2 separate regions of the Homo sapiens genome follow, and region 1 is linked to region 2. Evidence: read pairs that join two places in POLR2A ChIA-PET (ENCODE). Cell type or tissue: HepG2. All regions are shown on one strand. Region 1 has its middle 11 kb from the start of SNORA15B-1. Region 2 overlaps ERV3-1-ZNF117 (ERV3-1-ZNF117 readthrough).

Region 1 (2,500 bases), 78 kb after region 2:
AACTATGCCTCCCGGGTTCACGCCATTCTCCTGCCTCAGCCTTCCCAGTAGCTGGGACTACAGGCGCGCGCCATCACGCCTGGGTAATTTTTTTTTGTGTGTATTTTCAGTAGAGACGGGGTTTCACCGTGTTAGCCAGGATGGTCTCGATCTCCTGACCTCATGAACCGCCCGCCTCGGCCTCCCAAAGTGCTGGGATTACAGGCGTGAGCCACCATGCCCAGCCGAAAATCCATTTTATTTATTTATTTACTTATTTAGGTGTGACCCACCATGCCTCGCCTTGAAAATCTTATTTATTTATTTAGAGACGGAGTTTTGCTCTTGTTGCCCAGGCTGGAGTGCAATGGCGCGATCTCGGCTCACTGCAACCTCCACCTCCCGGGTTCAAGCAATTCTCTGCCTCAGCCTCCCGAGTAGCTGGGATTACAGGCGCCCGCCACCACGCCTAGCTAATTTTTGTATTTTTAGTAGAGACGGGGTTTCACCATGCTGGCCAGGCTGGTCTTCAACTCCTGACCTGGTGATCCACCCACTCGGCCTCCTAAAGTGCTGGGATTACAGGTGTGAGCCACCGCACCCGGCCAGTCCCTTATATAAATTTTTAAAAAGATGTTTTCTTCGTTTCCTAGCCCCTTCTACCCACCTACAAAGTTCCAAAGGCTTTAATGCTATTGCAACGGCAGTCAGAGGTCAAGCTGGTGGGGGTGCGGTGCAGCTCCCTAACGCGGGGCAGCCTCAAAGGGGGCCGACCCTGCCCAGCACGAATGGCACCGGGCGGTGGGGGACGCTCCCGAGGTCCCGGGAACATGGCTGGGGGAAGTGTTGGGGGGTGCACATACCCAGGCTCAGCTGAGGCGAGTGCGCGGCCAGGGCTGCAGCTGGCGCTGGCTGGCACTTGCGCCGGCCATTGAGGAGCTTCTGGGCGACCCTGCACTCGTGCCTACCAGGCGCCAGCCGGTAGGTGCGCAGCGCCTGCTCCAGCAGCGTCAGGCCTTTGCTGCGCGGACCCCTCAGGCCGGGAAGTCACGCAGGTGGTAGTAGTCCAGGTGGTCGTAAACTCCTCCTCATAGCTTATGGGTGGTGGCGGCTGGGCTGAAGACGGCGGACAGGACATCCCGCCCGGCCGCCTGTGGTCACCCTCCCGCGCAGGCGCTCTCCTGGAAGACCCAGCACCTGGAGTTCCGATTGGCTCTGCGTGAGGGGCGGGCCTTTGCGACATCTTGGGGGGCGCCTTCGGTGACGTCACAGGGGCGGGCCTTCTGTCACGTCACAAGGGCTGTACAGTGCCTGGAGCTGGGCAGTCTTCTCAGAGTGGAGCCTGGTAACCGCGACCTCCCCGCCAGTTCCTGTGTGTTGCTGGCTGGAAAGGGGTAGTTGACAAACTCCCACCCAGCACAGTATTTATGTCGGTCAAAAATGGAAAACTATGTGTCCGGGCGTGGCCAGGAAGGAGGATCCCTTCAGGCCAAGAGCAGCCTAGCAATATGGCGCAACCCCACCTCTGTAGTCCAACCTCAGCCTCCCAGCTACTTGAACCCCAAGATTCAAGGCTCCAATGATCTGTGATCTCACCACAGCACTCCTGCCTGCGAGACTGAGGTAAACCCTGTATAAAAAAATAAAAAAGAAAACTATGCAAGTGTACAACCGGGAGGGACTGCTTAAAGAACACATGAGGCTGCCTGGGCCGTGCTATCCCGGCACTTTGGGAGGCCGAGGCAGGAGGATGGCTTGTGTTCAGGAGTTCGAGATGCGCCTGGGCAACATGACGCAACCCCGTCTCTACGGAAGATACAAAGATTAGCCAGGCGCGGTGCACGCTTGGCCTAATTTTTGTATCTTTCGTAGAGATGGGGGGGTCTTGCTATGTTGCCCGGGCCGGTCTCGAACTCCTGGGTTCAAGCGATCTTCTCACCTTGGCCTTTAGAGTTGTTGGGATTACAGGCGTGAGCCACCGCACCCTCCTGGGCTAGGCTATTTAATAACATAAGAAAGTGCGGTGGCTCACGCCTGTAATCCCAACACTTTGGGAGGCCGAGGCGGGTGGATCACCTGAGGTCAGGAGTTTGAGACCATCCTTGCCAATATGGTGAAACCCAGTCTCTACAAAAAAATACAAAAATTAGGCCGAGCGCGGTGGCTCACACCTGTAATCTCAGCACTTTGGGAAGCTGAGGCGGGCTGATCACCTGAGGTTGGGAGTTCAAGACCAGCCTGACCAACATGGAGAAATCCCATCTCTACTAAAAATACAAAATTAGCCGGGCATGGTGGTGCATGCCTGTAGTCCCAGCTACTCAGGAGGTTAAGACAGGAGAATCTCTTGAACCCAGGTGGCGGAGGTTGCAGTGAGCCGAGAAGCATCACTGCACCCTAGTCAGGGCGACAGAGCAAGACTCCAGAGCTTGAGACCAGCCTGGGCCATGTAGTGAAACCCTGTTTATACAAAACAAACAAAAAAAGCCAGGTGTACCTGTGTCCACCTGTGGCCCTGCTA
Region 2 (2,500 bases):
AATGTTTGCTGAACACCAAGCAATTCTTCAAAACCAACACATTGTCTAAAATTTGAATTATGACCCCACTTAAGAGTCAGCACAGACCCTGATCCAGGGCTCAATCTCACAACACTGTCTTCACTGCAGACACCAGTCACAAACCCTATAGGTCCATCTATGCTTTTGAGCTACTGTTTAAAAATTCAGGACTCCCATAAATCTCTCAAGTTCAATAATTTTATAGAGCTGCTCACAGAACTCAGCAAAATACTGTAGTTATGTTTACCCATTTATTATACAAAATACAACCCAGAAAACTCAAGTGGAAAAAATGTATAGGACAAAGAAAAGACGTGGGGAAAGATGAAGCACATAGATAATCCTGGTAAATAGCGTTAATAAAATTCTCTATCCTTTGTGTTCTCCAGGAACAGTTTATGGAAAGAAACATCCTTTCATTATGACTTAGATGGTGCTCTCTTGTCTGACTTATCACATAACCAGACACTGACTCTGCACATTTTCTTCTTTTTTGTATTAAAAAATTAGCTAAATTTGTCTTCAGTGGTCAAAATAAAATGCTTTTTTGTTTGTTTTTTGAGATGGAGTCTCACTCTGTCGCCCAGACTAGAGTGTAGTGGCACGATCTTGGGTCACTGAAACCTCTGCCTCCAAGGTTCAAGCAATTCTCCTGCCTCAACCTCCAGAGTAGGTGGGATAACAGGCACATGCAACCATGCCTGGCTAATTTTTATATTTTTTTTTAGTAGAGATGGGGTTTCGTCATGTTGGCCAGGCTGGTCTCGAACTCCCGACCTCAAGTGATCCCCCGGCCTTGGCCTCCCAAAGTGCTGGGATTACAGGCATGAGCCATTGTGCCCAGCCTAAAATACTTCTTAATCAAACTTTACTTAAGTTTATCTCCTTTCCACAGGCTCCTGAACTTTGAGCTACTCTCAGTCTGAGCCAACATACAGCCCCATTTTATGTTCCTCCTAAAAACTTGCTGACTTCATGGTAAAACAATTTCTGATCTAAAATCTGATTTTTTTTCATCCTCCATTTGCTATTCCCCTCTGACCTTCTAATCTTTTTTGCTCCTCCCTAAGAAAGAAAGCCTTTATCTGTTTAAACTTTGCAATCCTTAAAGCTCTTATAGTTGGTACTTCGTTCTGTTGCAACACTCTTTTAGAATTCAATTTTTTTACATAAACCTAATTTAGCTCATTTTACAAAGTCTAGAAACTGCCTCAAAACAGTAACAATTTCATCTGCAGTAAGACCCTCCCAGTCCCATTCCATCTTAATGTTAACTGCATCTGTCTGTGGGTCCCCAGCTTTCCAGGGCTCTGTCACTTTTTTCAGTATAAAGGCTTCTTCCATGGCTAGAGTGAGCAGGCTGGGACATCTGCAGGGAAGGTTTCCTAGAAAGAATGAACTGAGCCTTTAATACCCTCCCTCCCTGGCTGGGTGCAGTGGCTCACACCTGTAACCCCAACATTTTGGGAGACCAAGGATCACCTGAGGTCAGGAGTTTGAGACCAGACTGGATAACATGGTGAAACCTCGTCTCTACTAAAAATACAAAAATTAGCTGGGTGTGGTGGCACCTGCCTGTAATCCCAGCTACCTGGGAGGCTGAGGCAAGAGATTTGCTGGAACCAGGAGGCAGAGGCTGCAGTGATCCAAGATCTCACCACTGCACTCCAGCCTGGGCAACAGAGCAAGGCTCTGTCAAGAAAAAAGAAAAAGAAAGAAAGAACCTCCCCGCTTTTTGCAGGCTCAATATTAGCATTAGCTTGGGGTCACTGGGCACAAGCTTTAATTTCCATGTCAGAGTTATTCACTTGGTTTTTGAAACTGAAAAATTCAGAAAAATTACTCAAACACATTGTTTATATAAGGGAAGGAAATTTTACGGTACTTACATTTCATACCTCAATAAGAAATACAAAAGCATTTATTCCTTTAAGACAATATGTTATTATTTCCATTAAAAATCATGTAGTAAACAATTAGTCATATGGGAGCACTTCTAGGAGATACCAAGTTTCCTCTCATAAAATTTAGCATTAACATCACATATCAAGATGATAGAGTACAGAACAGAGGTATTCCCTGTAACAAATGTACCCTGCAAAAAGAGGAACTGATGTTTTCATGAATGTAACTCACCAATTATCTACCACATTTTCTTATGGAAATGTATTCATTTTCTACAGCCAAAATGGAAGAGAGATTTTCCCTATTTTTTTCCTTTGTAGCACTCTAAAAACTAAGCCTTGGAATTCTGTTGGATGTCACCAAGTCATTAAAAAAACACACCTGGCTGGGCGCGGTGGCTCACGCCTGTAATCCCAGCACTTTGGGAGGCAAAGGCGGGCAGATCGGGCAGGTCACCTGAGGCAGGGAGTTCAAGACCAGCCTGACCAACATGGAAAAACGCTATCTCCACTAAAAATACAAAAAATTAGCTGGTGCATGGTGGCACATGCCAGTAATCCCAGCTACTTGGGAG

What was found. Peaks named below come from ENCODE experiments on the same cell type or tissue, not always from the same donor. Only the 100,000 strongest peaks of a DNase experiment are listed, where the experiment ranks them.
Region 1: POLR2A ChIA-PET joins it to region 2 with 12 read pairs; 12 of 35 experiments call an interaction of 5 or more read pairs at or near these places.

The regions. Positions count from the first base shown.
Region 1 is chr7:65,080,105-65,082,604 of GRCh38, forward strand. No RefSeq gene overlaps it. Among named protein-coding and RNA genes, the nearest start is that of SNORA15B-1, 11 kb to the left of the region's middle. RefSeq lists an enhancer at 491-1,385. In HepG2, no CTCF peak of the experiment used is centred here; a DNase peak (open chromatin) is centred at 1,207; H3K4me3 peaks cover 1,100 bases.
Region 2 is chr7:65,001,761-65,004,260 of GRCh38, forward strand. All of the region lies in intron 1 of ERV3-1-ZNF117 (ERV3-1-ZNF117 readthrough), which reads right to left. All of the region lies in intron 1 of ERV3-1 (endogenous retrovirus group 3 member 1, envelope), which reads right to left. Among named protein-coding and RNA genes, the nearest start is that of ERV3-1, 3.7 kb to the right of the region's middle. In HepG2, no CTCF peak of the experiment used is centred here; a DNase peak (open chromatin) is centred at 971; H3K4me3 peaks cover 1,744 bases.